Regions from separate parts of the Homo sapiens genome. Here region 2 is linked to region 1. The links are chromatin contacts, found by Hi-C in ENCODE. All regions are on one chromosome and are shown on one strand. Each heading gives the region's core, a stretch centred on a gene start or an enhancer-like site at or near the end of the contact. The rest is flanking DNA. Distances are from core to core; before and after follow the strand shown.

Region 1 (6,906 bases), core at 2,739-5,238:
TTGTCGGCTGCGTAGTTCACTGCGTTGCAAGCCCCCAACACATCTTCAAACTCCACCAGTGCTTGTCTCTTTTTAGGCATTACCACCACATAGCTGGCAGAGAGAACACAGGTTTCAATCCTCTCAGGAAAATGTAGACAGGAGGAGGGTATCATTTGATTTTTTGAGAACTGACTCCTCCATGGCCTCTGAACTCCTCTGCAACCCTATCATGGTTCCCCGACCTGAACACCCTGTGCCACAAGTAGTACCAAAAGCCAAAGAGGTCTAGCTGAGCCATCATGTCCCTCTGGGAAGCCTTCCTGACCTCTCCTCACCAGACTGTCAGATGCCACCCACAGACGGCTTCTTGAGCTTACACTATGACAGTGCAAATCACTCTAGGAGGGCAACTTTCTAAGAGAAGCATCCAGATACAGCTCACTACTGTATTTGCAGTATATAGCATGCACCAAATATTCAGTAACTACTTGCTGAATGAAAGAACACTGGCCAGGAGCAGTAGTAGCTCATGCCTGTAACCCTAAAACTTGGGAGGGCTAGGTGGGCAGACTGCTTGGGCCTAGGAGTTTGAGACCAGCCTGGCCAACATGGCAAAACCTCACCTCTACAGAACAATATAAAAATTAGGCCGGGCGCAGTGGCTCACGCCTGTAATCCTAGCACTTTGGGAGGCCGAGGCGGGCAGATCACGAGGTCAGGAGATTGAGACCATCCTGGCTAACACAGCGAAACCCCATCTCTACTAAAAATACAAAAAATTAGCCGGGTGGGGTGGCCAGCGCCTGTGGTCCCAGCTACTCGGGAGGCTGAGGCAGGAGAATGGCGTGAACCCACGAGACAAAGCTTGCAGTGAGCTGAGATTGTCACTGCACTCCAGCCTGGGCGACAGAGCAAGAGACTGTCTCAAAACAAACAAACAAACAAAAAATATATATATGTAAAAATTAGCCGGGCATGGTGGCGCATGCCTATAGTCCCAGCTACTCAGCAGGCCGAGGCAGAAGGACTGCCTGAGCCTGGGTGAGACTGCACCACTACACTCCAGCCTGGGCCACAAAGCGAGACCTTGCTCTGTCTGAAAAAGAGAACACTGACTAGAAACTACAAGGCAGAGGAAAAACGAAGGAAGGAAAAAGGGTCATGGAACTTGCTGTAATCTGACACAAAGTACAATGGCCAACCCAAAAGCAGAGCGGCCACAGAATCTAGACCAGGATGGCAACAAAATCACTATTTCCAACCAGAAATCGTGGACACACAAGGACACCCAGGAGTCAACTTTGGAAGCCCAACACCTGGCCTCTGAGCCCAGTACCTGATGGGTCCAAACTCCTGCAAGGCCTCCACAAGGTCTGCTTCCACCACACCGTCAATCAGGCCCCTGATGTGGACAACTGGGGAGGCAGGGGTTTTGTGCGGGTCATCGTAGTTCTCCTGAGAAAGGAAGCAAAAACAAGAATTATTTTCTTGCTGTACAAGATGACGCCCCACTGGCCTCTGTACTGTTGTAGACCCAGTCAGATAAAACAGTTGGAGGTCATCCGTGAAGGATGCACAGGAAAGACTAGGGGCAGCAATTGAAGCCAATCAGCCCAGAAGGATTCTGGGTCAGCAGAACAGTGGTCCTGAGTGGGTGATCACTTGCCCACTGGCTCTTGCTGTAGCTTCTGAGGAAGGTATAACGGAGGGAGGGCCACACAAGTCCCAAATCTTACGTTCTTCCAGGGACCCCCCTCTCTTCCCACTGGTCCACTCGACCAAGGAAACATGGGAAAAGAGTAGCTGGAAAAGGAGATACACTGGCAGCAAGGGCTCTAACAGCTATCTGCTACAGTTTGAATGAGGACATCCCCTTTGCATGTGCCCCAAATTCCTTGCCCTTTAACTGGCTGAGCCACCATCATCTAGCTAAGCACACCTGTTCCCCACCACTCACACCCAGGTTCAGTCAGGGCAAAAAACAACACATGCCCCAGAAACTGGGGCAGCCAGGCCAGTCTTGACCCCTTCTAGTCTTGAATCGCCCTCCCACCAAAATCTGCTTTGGAAATTACTGCCTAGGTCAGACTAAGAAAAACCAGACAAGAAAAGTCTTTTATTTATTTTTTGAGATGGAGTCTCACTCTGTCACCCAGGCTGGAGTGCTATGGCGTGATCTTAGTCCACTGCAACCTCCGCCTCCCAGGTTCAAGCGATTCTCCTGCCTCAGCCTCCCGAGTAGCTGGAATTACAGGCCCTCGCCACCACACCTGGCTAATTTTTTTGTATTTTTAGTAGAGACGGAGTTTTGCCATGTTGACCAGGCTGTTCTCGAACTCCTGACCTCAGGTAATCTGCCTGCCTCAGCCTCCCAAAGTGCTGGGATTATAGGCATGAGCCCCCACTCCCGGATGGAAAGTCTTTTAGAAAGACCAGAGACTCCAACCCATACCATTAAGAACCGACTGCTCCTTCCTAAGAGAAGTATCTTACACCCACCGACAAAAGCCTCTGGTCATCAGGAGAAAGATTAACTCTCTTCCGCCTCTCCTGGGCTCTGGGGCCGGCCCCCTGTCTGAGAATCACTGGGCAGAAGTGCGTGGAAGGTGGGTAGAATTGGATTCTATTTCAGGAGCGATCCACGCGAACCACAGGGTGAGGCACTCCCGCCAGGTTAGCAGCTCCCACAAATGGGAGTTCTAACTCCAGCCCTGCCCCTCACTAGCTGTGCCACCTACAGTAATTCACCTCATCTCATCTCTCTCCTGGCCCATTTCCTCCTTTGTAAATCGGGAATCCCAGTATCTCCCCCAACCTCAGGAAGCGTTAAGGATTTTCAATTAAGATGTCTTTAAAATGTGTGGGACAAGGCCAAGATTAAAACGCTAGCAACTCGTAACCCCTAAACCCTGGAAAACCCTGCAAATAGGCGGCCCTGTAAGACTTCAAGATTTTGGAAAGAGTGGGGACTGGGCCCCACTCCAAAAGCAACGACTGGTGTTTTCGGAGGGACTGATTACAGGGGGTCGAAATGCTTCCAACATGGCCAGGAAATAGTTTGGTTTATCAAATCCTCGGTACCCAGTGAATCCCCGGAAACTGTAAGCAAACTTGTGATGGTTTCAAGGCTTCGCTCAACTCCTAAAAGGCTAAAAGTGCATTTCACAAGTCCTCTTCCCATTTTCAATGCCTACAAAAATGAGAGCATCTAGGCTCAAACACATCCATTTCTGTATAGACACAAGGCTGGGCCTTAGAGATTAAGCTGCCATCAGACGGAATTCCCCACTCTAGAGAACAAGGCCGCCGCCCACCCGTTCCCGCTCACCAGGCGCTCCCCTAACCGCCCACGAGGCCGGGCGGGAACACTGCGCCTGCGCATGGAGCCAGCGAAGAAAATGATAAAGGGGAAAAAAACCGGCCGGGCCGCGTGCCCGGCCCCCACACGCCAGCCCGCGGCGCCTGCGCACTGGGCCATTCGCCTCACGAGCTACTTCCTCTGCGCTCCCCCACACCCCGCTCCGGACCCCGCGCACGCGCAGGCGCCTGTCCTCGCGCAAACCCCGCCGTTTGCCCAACGGCCGCCCCTCCCCCACACCGTCAACGACGCGATGGCCTGGGCGCGTGCGCAGAGGCCCCCCTCAAAAAATAAAATGCCCTCAAGCTGGGAAATTGTCCCCCAGTTCCCGGCCTTCCCAGCGCCTAGGGCCCTGGCCTCACCCCACCGCCGCCGCCGCCCGCCGCCCCGGCTCCTCCACCGCCACCGCCGCCGCCTCCGTGCTGGTCGCCGGCGTTGTCAGTCTTGAGCCGCTTAGGGGCCCGGCCGCCCTCACTGCCGCCGCCGTAGTAGCGGCCACCGCCGCCTCCGCCGCCCGCCGCCGCCATCTTCACCATCGCTCCCGACCGCCTCCGCTGCTCGTCCGGCTGCTGCCTCTGCTCCAGCCGCCGACGCCGCTTCTCCGCCCGGGGCAGCAGCCTCCGCGACATGGCGGCGCAGAACCCGCCTCCCCCCGCCTCTCATTGGGGGAGGGACACGCCCGTCACCCGCCGCCCCCACCCGATAGGGGGAGCCACTGGTCCCGCCGCGGGGGGAGGGTAGGCCGCCACACGCCTTGCGCGCTTATTGGACATTGCCCACGCCGTTCTGCAGGAGGGCCCGCCCTTGTTTGTCTGAGACACTCCTTATAGGTGGTCGCTTTCTGCCAGTCTTTCCGTCGACCCCGCCGCCTTAAAATAAAATCCAATTTGATAGGTCGGATTTCTGGCGCTGCTGGCCTCCCTAAAAGCACCTGATAGGAACGGCGCTCTAAACCTCCCAAGAATCTCCGCCTCCCTCCCACTTTCATTGGTCTCCTCGCTAATCCGTCAGCACCAGTCACAATGACGACCTTCCCGCGCCACTTCGCAAGGAGACAAGGAAGCCCCGCCCTTTTTTGGTCTCTCTCCAGTGGTGGTTACAGATGCCCATTCTTCTGCGTCTCCACTGATTGGTCAATGGAGAGTGGAGCGCACCCTCTCACCAGATGGTAGGACTGTTGATACGCTCTGATTGGATGAAATGGGGAGCCCCGCCCCAGGGTAGGCGCTCTTTGGTGCAGTATACGAAACGAGCGAAGGCGAGAACGCATGCGCAAATACGCTTTCAGGCACCGCCCAGAGGCGGGGCCCCCTTATGGAGCGACCGCTGTGTGTGCGCCGGAAGGCTAGACCAAGATTGACAGGAACTCCCAGGGTATCTCTGTCGCCATCACTATACCGTGTTCATTTCTACCTCTAGGAGGAATTGTTAAAATCCCAAATCTGAGCCTTTTCCTCAGTAGAAAACCACTCGCTGCTGCCGACTGTCTTCGGACCCTGTCCAGTTCTAAATTCAGCCGCAACCCCTTTCAGTTTCCCTTGGGAGAAGGCTCTTCCGCGCACTCTCCATGTGTGCCCATGCAGTCCCTTCCACCTGCAATAGTCCACTACCCCTCCTGCAGGAGCTAAGGGCCAAGTCATCTTGTCCGTGCGATCTAAATTAACAGGTCCCTGCCATCCCAGACCCCCAGGATTCCCTTCAAAGCCATAACTCGGGCCAGTGGTTTTCACCTGACAGCTCGACCCCTCTGAGCACCACAGGAGGTCCTGGCCCCGACCCTGGAGAGGGTGGCCACCTACCAAGCGCCCAGTACAGCACCTGGCACAGTGCAAGCCCCCTGCACAGGGGAGGCGTTCTTGTGATCTGTGCCTGCGTCGGGCCTTTCTTCCTCAAGGGCGGGGTAAGACCACCCGCACTGCACCAAGAGAATGTCGGAGGGTATCTCCAGACTCCGGCGAAGCCCAACTGGCGGAGCCTGGGGGGTGGAGAGGAGCGCGCCCCAGTTATCACGCGCAGGCAGCGGGGTCAAACGGGGATTAACCCGGGATCCCGTCCTACGGCATTTAACATTATGGGGCTGCCCGCGCAGGGTGTGGGGGGGAACACCTTAGCGAAGCTATTGGCAAGTGACGATATCGCCAAAGGGGGGAAAAGAAATAAAAGCGAAGCTAGCGTCGTGAGAAACGCGGCGGACGCCCCAAAAGTGCTCCAGGACCTTTCTGCCCGGCTGATGGGGGATTTCGAGTTGAGGTCCGGGTGGAAACTAAGTTTGAAATGGAGGCCGTGTGTGGTGGCTCACACCTGTAATCCCAGCACTTGGGGAGGCCAAGGCGGAAGGCTCGCTTGAGCCCCGGATTTCGAGGTTGCAGTGAGCCGTGATCGCGCCCCTGCACTCCAGCGTGGGCGACGGAGCGAGACCCTATCAGAAAAAATGGGGTTTATGGCAATACAAGAGGGGACAGGCCTGGTGGCTCTGCCGGTGAGGGGAAATAAAGTTAGGGGAGGGGGCCTTGCTGGGGACCTCGGTCAGCTCCCCCGGACACCAGGAAGATCCGACCACGCCAACGGAACAGAGACGGGGGCGGGGCCGCGTCTGAAGCACGTGGCCCGCGTGACGGGAGGAGGCCGGGCCGGTCGCGACGAAGGGCGGGGTCGCTCCGTCCCAACGTCAGAGGAATGCGGTGGGGGGAGGGGGAGAGAGAGGGCCCCTCCCCTCCCCGCCCCCGCGGCCGGCCCGGACGCCCCTCGCGCCGGCGCGCACGGCCGGAGCACGGCGGAACGGTCTCCCCGGCGCCGCACGTTCCAGGCCGCCGGCCCGGCCTGGTGACCCGCACCCCCCGCGCTCCCGGCCACCGCCCCGCCCCCACCCCGCTGCTCGGACCCTGGCCCCCGGCCGCGCGCGGCGCCGCCCGCCAGTGCCCCGGTCACCTTCCCGCACCCCTCGCCCCCAGCCCCTACCAGCTCGGCGGCGAGCCTGACCGGCCGTCCCGGATCGAAAAGAGCAGACACTGGGAAGTTTTGGGAGAGGGAGGGGCGGGCCTTAAAGGGACCACGACCTTTTTTCAGCCCCGTGGGGGGAAGAAAAATTGGGGGCAGGGGGCGCGGGAGCGGGGACACGGCAGGAGACCGAGGGTCGCCCCGCGGGGGAATGGAGGAAACCAGGCGAGAAAGGAGCGGGAAGACCTTGGAGCCGCGGTGTTCGGGCTCCGCGTCCCTTTTCCCCAAAAATCCACCCCCGCCCCCCGCAGACGGAAAGTCACGCAGTTGTTTGAGACTCGCGCATCTTTCCTCCTGGTCAGGCAAGTGTCTTGGCTGAGGCAAGTGTTTGGGGTGTACATTGCTCACATAAGGAAATGGGCTGGAGGGACGCAAGTGACTAACCCAGGATGCCACAGCTTGCAAGTGGCATGGCGGGGCTGGTCTGACGCCGGAGCAGACGCATCACCACTGCACTTGCAGGGCTTATTAGGGTGATGGGGTAGGCTGTAGAGATGGGGGGTTCAGAGCAGGGGACTGGAGCCACCCTACCGGGGTTCCAACGTGGAAGCTGCATTTACTGTCTCTGG
Region 2 (6,671 bases), core at 555-3,054, 1.9 Mb after region 1:
CTGCTGGGGCCCTCCTGTGCTTCCGGGAGCCTCTGTATGCCCGCCCCCTTCGGCCAGCCAACCAATGGCGCGGCAGCAACTCGCTGACTGGCACGGAGTTTCTCCATCTGTGCGCGGGGGAAGGGGCCAGAGAGAGGCCCTAGCGATGGAGCCTGGAATTAAGGTGGGCATCGGGGGCCCATCTGGGGGGATTGCTGAGGCATCGCGGGAGCGCAAGCGTGCCCTGTCTGCCCTTCCACTCACCTCAAAGTGCCTTGTACGCGACAGACCCTTCTGTTCCCTACACTTTCTTGCAAAGTCTCCCTTACAAACCTGACGCCTCTCTTCTGCACGAATATCTTGCCAACCCCCCTTCTTATTTTTACCCCTGGCAGGCTCAACACAATTCCTTTGAATACACATTCTTCCCAGCAAACATTTCCCTTGCACATGGAGCCCCTCCACTTTGCACAAACACCCACATTCTGGCACCCAACCTCCTTCCTTGTGCATATAAATCCCTTGCCTTGCTTGCCAACTGTTTCCCGCTCACGCCTTCAACTCTCTCGTGTACATACCCTCCCCCCCACTTGCACACTGAGTCTCTGTTCCCTCACACACCCTGTTCTCTCCGCTCCCCGCCCACCTGCGGAATGGTGCGACTGGGAGCCCTCTGCTTCCTGTAGGCCTGACATTTCCCAGAACACACTCAGCCAAGATTCCCAGTGCTGAGTCAGGAACCTTGGCATCCCAGAAAACCACCTCCCATCCTATCTTTCTTTCTCTGTGTGTGTGTGTGTGTGTGTGTGTGCGCGCGCGCGTTGGAAAGCCTGCTCTCCCCACAACAGGCTGACTCACCCACTTCTCACAGTCTGGAATAGAGGCATCTGGTTGGGGCATCTTTCCCACCACTGGGAGAGGGAGGGATGCCGATGCTTCCCCCACAGAACCCCGCTGCCCCAACCCCTCTTGTCGGGAATCAGGCCTCTTTGTCTCTATTCCCGTACTGTGTGACCTCAGAAAAGCCCTCATCCCTCTCTGGACTTCTCCTTCCCAACCTGTATGAGGTACTAGGTGGGCTCCTGCCTTCGATTTCTCTCATTGGTCTGTGAAAAGGTGACTCATTTTAGAGCCTTGGACCTGTGCCCAATGTCTCCCCCAGTTGACTCAATTTCAAGACAAACCACCTCCTCTCCCCCTTCAGAGGTGAACGGCTGACTCAGGAGCTGGGTGGCAGCTCAGCCTTGGGGGCAAAATATATCAAAATCACCTAGGACAATAAATAATCCTACTGGGCTACAACTGACAGTGCCAGGCCCGGGGCCACATGCTTCACATACATGAGATCATGTCAGATAGCCCCGTAGCTGCAAGCAAAGGGTAGAGGCCGGCAGATCTCTGAGCCTCTGTTCTCACGTGTAAAATGGAGCCCTGGCATCCCTATTGTTCAGCCTTGGAGAATGAACTGAAATCGTGTCAGGGTCTGATACAGAACAAGTACTCTATACATGACAGAGATTTCTTACGGAAAATCCAATGGAGCGTAAGTCATTTGCTCAGGGTAGCGGAGCTGGGAACTGGCAGAGGAAGGTCTCGAACCCACACCCGTGGGAACTCCAAGTCTTTGAAAGTCCGTCCCGCCCCTGCGTGAAGAATGGGCGCGCGGCTGGACTCGTCACCGGGGGTTTTAGGGAAGGTTGAACTTGTCATTCAACCGTGTAGGGAGGGTGGTTTAGTCACAGGGGTGGAGGGAGGGGGCCCACTGGCGCGCCACCAGGACCCCGGTGCCCTAGATGCATACCTGGCCGCGCTTCGGATGCTCAGAGGCAAACCCCCTCCCCTTGGGAGGCGGAGTCGGACAAGGCTCCGTCTCGTTCCGTTCCGTCACGTCCGGTGGGGCGGGGCTTCGGGGCTTTCCCCTTTGAGGGGAGTATCGGTTAACCCTTGCGCGGCGGGGCGGGCTGGAGCTCCGCGGGCCGGAACCCGGGAGTCGGGGCTCCCCAGCCACACCCCTCGCGGGATTTAAAGGGATAGGAGGGGCCGGGTCGGCCGAAGCCCGAACCGAAGGAGCGGGCATGAGGCGCTGCCCGTGCCGTGGGAGCCTGAACGAGGCGGAGGCCGGGGCGCTGCCCGCGGCGGCCCGCATGGGACTGGAGGCGCCGCGAGGAGGGCGGCGGCGGCAGCCGGGACAGCAGCGACCTGGGCCCGGCGCAGGGGCCCCGGCGGGGCGGCCGGAGGGGGGCGGGCCCTGGGCCCGGACAGAGGGGTCCAGCCTCCACAGCGAGCCTGAGAGGGCCGGCCTCGGGCCTGCGCCGGGGACAGAGAGTCCGCAGGCAGAATTCTGGACAGACGGACAGACTGAGCCCGCGGCAGCTGGCCTTGGAGTAGAGACCGAGAGGCCCAAGCAAAAGACGGAGCCAGACAGGTCCAGCCTCCGGACGCATCTAGAATGGAGCTGGTCAGAGCTGGAGACGACTTGTCTTTGGACGGAGACCGGGACAGATGGCCTTTGGACTGATCCGCACAGGTCCGACCTCCAGTTTCAGCCCGAGGAGGCCAGCCCCTGGACACAGCCAGGGGTTCATGGGCCCTGGACAGAGCTGGAAACGCATGGGTCACAGACTCAGCCAGAGAGGGTCAAGTCCTGGGCTGATAACCTCTGGACCCACCAGAACAGTTCCAGCCTCCAGACTCACCCAGAAGGAGCCTGTCCCTCAAAAGAGCCAAGTGCTGATGGCTCCTGGAAAGAATTGTATACTGATGGCTCCAGGACACAACAGGATATTGAAGGTCCCTGGACAGAGCCATATACTGATGGCTCCCAGAAAAAACAGGATACTGAAGCAGCCAGGAAACAGCCTGGCACTGGTGGTTTCCAAATACAACAGGATACTGATGGCTCCTGGACACAACCTAGCACTGACGGTTCCCAGACAGCACCTGGGACAGACTGCCTCTTGGGAGAGCCTGAGGATGGCCCATTAGAGGAACCAGAGCCTGGAGAATTGCTGACTCACCTGTACTCTCACCTGAAGTGTAGCCCCCTGTGCCCTGTGCCCCGCCTCATCATTACCCCTGAGACCCCTGAGCCTGAGGCCCAGCCAGTGGGACCCCCCTCCCGGGTTGAGGGGGGCAGCGGCGGCTTCTCCTCTGCCTCTTCTTTCGACGAGTCTGAGGATGACGTGGTGGCCGGGGGCGGAGGTGCCAGCGATCCCGAGGACAGGTCTGGGGTGAGTGGGACCCATCCTGCCCTTGAGCCACATCACGCAAAACTCCTTATTCCTCCGCCTTTGCTTAGGAAGTTCTCTACCCATTTACTGTTAGTTGCCCACCAGCAATTTCATCTCCGGGAACCTCTTCCATCCACTGACCTCCTCCCTCTGACAGCCAGGTTACTAATTCACTCCAGGCACCCCTTCTTAATTCTCTCCTTTCCCCTTCCTGCACTGTCTCCACTCCTGGGGGTCTACAATGGAGGGCCACTGACCGACTTTATGGGGCCCAGGAACCCCTGAAATTGTAGGACTAAGGAGCCTGCCGTGCGTGTTCACATACATTGTTGCAGCGACGGTCTGACATCTGTCTAATCCTCTGGAATCTGAAGAACACTGGGATAGGGAGACAGGCAGGGTGCACTTTCTACCCCACATTTCTTAATCTGGGGCCTGTGGCTGTCTTAAAGGGTCACAAACCTTCACCACCCCTTAGCCTATTTGTATGTACATTTTTCTAGGGAGCAAAGCGATTCCCCCAGCTTGCATCAGATTCGCAAAAGGGCTGTGTGACCCCAAACGCCAAAGGATCCTTGGCCTAGCCGGGAGCCCACCTGGTCTCCCCTGTGACCCCTACATCCCCAAGGAGCCCCCTGAACACTCTTGTTTACTTTGTCCACCGTCACCCCCAGCTTGGGTGTGGCTCTCCCCTGGTGAATCAGGAGGACCGGCCGGGCAGGTTCAGGGAGGGCGGGACAGAGCAGAGGCCGGTGTGAAACTGGAGAGCCTCACGTGGGGCTGGGAGCCGTGGGGCTGGGAGCCGAGTCCGGAGTCCATCAGCTTGCCAGCTTGCCTGCTGAGGCCTCTTTTTGCTCTGGGGCCCCTGGCTGGAGTCTGCCCTGAGCCCCGCTTCACCCCACATGCCTTCCTTGGGGACGTGTTCACACATGTGGCCCTAGCTGTGAGAGACAGACCTGCCTTGACGTGCCTGTGCCTGTGTGCAGGGGCTGACCCTCCTGGGCCCCATTGCTTTTTTCTCTCTGCCTGCCCTCTCACTTCCTTGGCATCTCAGAACAGCTGAGCTGGAAGTGGGTGAATAATAATAATAATAATAATAATAATAACAACAACAATTAGCACTCACTCATGTTTAGCCCTGTGCTAAGTGCTGTGCTTTTATTAACTCACTCACTCCTCGCAGCAACCCTAATGAGGTAGATACTTTTTTTTTTTTTCTGAGACAGTCTCGCTCTGTTGCCCAGGCTGGAGTGCAGTGGTGCCATCTCGGCTCACTGCAGCCTTCACTTCCTGGGTTCAAGTGATTGTCCTGCCTCAGCCTCCTGAGTAGGTGAGACACCAGGTGCCCGCCACCACACCTGGCTCATTTCTGTATTTTGAGTAGAGACAGGGTTTCATCATGTTGGCCAGGCTGACCTCAAGACTCCTGACCTCAAGTGATCCACCCGCCTCAGCCTCCCGAAGTGCTGGAATTACCAGCATGAGCCACTGCACCCGGCTGAGGTAGATACTATTATTATCCCCTTTTACAGATGAGGAAACTGAGGCACAGAGAATTCAAGTCACTTGTCCAAGGATATCACCTTGCAAGATGCAGATCAAATAATTCTAATCCTTACTGTACACCAGACACTGTTTTAAGTTTTTTCTTCTTTTTTTTTTTTAGTCTTTTTTGTCAATTTTTTTCTGTCATTTTTTATCTTAAAATAGCATCTATCTTAATTAAGGGCTTTGTATGTGTTAACTCTGAGTCCTTATGACAGCACTGAGATTGTCTCCATTCAACAGATGGGGGCCAGGCTCAGTGGCCCAAGCCTGTAATCCCAGCACTTTGGGAGGCCGAGGCAGGGGGATCACCTAAGGTCAGGAGTTCAAGACCAGCCTGGCCAACATGATGAAACCCTGTCTCTACTAAAATACAAAAATTAGCCAGGCGTGTGATGGCGGGCACCTGTAATCCCAGCTACTTGGGAGGCTGAGGCAGGAGAATCGCTTGAATGTGGGAGGCGGAGGTTGCAGTGAGCCGAGATTGCACCACTGCACTCCAGCCTGGGTGACAGAGCAAGACTCGGTCTCAAAAAAAAAAAAACAAAAACAACAGATGGGGAAGCTGAGGCATAGAGAGGTGAGAGATTCTTTGCTTAGGGTTGGCCACGTCAAGTCAGAGCCAGGATTCTAACTCAGTTCTGGCTGAGTTTCAAACCCATCGTTTAAACCCTCCAGTGTGTAGATCTGTTCCTAACTTGTCTCCCTCCCAGGCCTCCCTATCTCCAGTTTTTTTCTCATCCTTCCAGAATCTGCCTCCATGGCCCAGCTTTGTCTGCTCAGGTGCCCTCTCTGAGAGCAGTCAGGGGCTCAGTGCTGCGTTTGGAGCCTCCGGTCTCCAGGCGCCTTCCCAGAATCGACTTCCTTCCCTCCTCCTGACCCCCTCTGCTGTAACTAGGCCTGAGTACACACTGTTCCTTGAACACTCTTCTGTTGTCCTGCCTCCACGCATTGCTCAAGCCGTTCCCACTGCCCAGCATACCCGTGCTTCCTTCTCCCTTAATTTTGAAATCCTCTCTGACCGTAAAGGCTCAGCTTCCTTTCTCCCTTTCCTCCTTCCTTCCTTCTCACCATCCTGTCCTTTTTTTAAAATTGTGTTCTCTTTCTTTTTCTTTTTTTGGTAGGGATGGGGTCTTGCTATCTTGCCCAGGCTGGTCTTGAACTCCTGGGCTCAAGTGATCCTCCTGCCTCAGCCTCCCAAAGTGCTGGGATTACAGGTGTGCTATCCTATTCTTCTAATGAGACAAAAATCACTCCCTAAGCCCCTACCATGTATTTGGTCCTATGTTAGCTTTGCTGGGGAAACAGCAGTGACCAAGACACTCATGGAGCTCCCAGGCCCATGAAAGAGACAGACCAATCAGCCGACAGTCACAGTTCAGAGTGGTCAGGAGGATGTGTGAGCCCAGAAGGAGGTCACTGGCCAGACACAGGGTATCAGAGAGGGCTTCCTGGAGGAAGGGGCATATAAGCTGAGACCATTGTGAAAAAAATCCGAGAAAGCCCAGATAAACCATTGGATCTAACTTTTTTTTTTTTTTTGGAGGGCGTGCAGTGCGGAGTTTCACTCTGTTGCCTAGGCTGAAGTGCAGTGGCGAGATCTCAGTTCACTGCAACCTCAGCCTCCCGGGTTCAAGTGATTCTCCTGCCTCGGCCTCCCAAGTAGCTGGGACTACAAGCGCACGCCACCACGCCCGGCTAATTTTTTTTTTTAGTAGAGAGTGGGTTTCACTATGTTGGCCAGGCTGGTTCTGAGCTCCTGACCTCAGGTGATCCACCCACCTCAGCCTCCCAAAGTGCTGGGATTACAAGCATGAGCCACTGTGCCCGGCCCGGATCTAACATAAAACAGAGAGAGAAGATATTATGTTTATGATTAAGGGGCCAGGTGTGGTGGCTTATGCCTATAATCCCAGC

What was found. Hi-C counts contacts between places; a loop is a spot of excess contacts on that map. Pooled maps may share reads with other maps.
Region 2: a map of CD8-positive, alpha-beta T cell shows a loop between it and region 1 (11-fold over the local background). The contact joins the promoter of COQ8B here to the promoter of HNRNPL in region 1. A Hi-C loop is called at or near these places in 1 of 168 maps with a recorded cell type or tissue (CD8-positive, alpha-beta T cell) and 7 of 50 pooled maps.

Annotation. Positions count from the first base shown.
Region 1 is chr19:38,845,998-38,852,903 of GRCh38, forward strand. It overlaps HNRNPL (heterogeneous nuclear ribonucleoprotein L), which reads right to left and starts at 3,989. Exons shown (of 13, transcript NM_001533.3): 1 at 3,703-3,989; 2 at 1,319-1,437; 3 at 1-93. The coding sequence starts at 3,969. RefSeq lists enhancers at 2,250-3,188, 3,027-3,116, 3,189-4,126, 4,277-4,366, 4,697-4,766 and 1 more and silencers at 3,317-3,856, 3,867-4,126, 5,847-6,226.
Region 2 is chr19:40,715,082-40,721,752 of GRCh38, forward strand. It overlaps COQ8B (coenzyme Q8B), which reads right to left and starts at 1,805. Exons shown (of 15, transcript NM_024876.4): 1 at 1,506-1,805. ITPKC (inositol-trisphosphate 3-kinase C) reads left to right here and starts at 2,031. Exons shown (of 7, transcript NM_025194.3): 1 at 2,031-3,209. The coding sequence starts at 2,055. RefSeq lists silencers at 552-601, 1,922-2,281 and enhancers at 1,272-1,351, 3,855-4,556.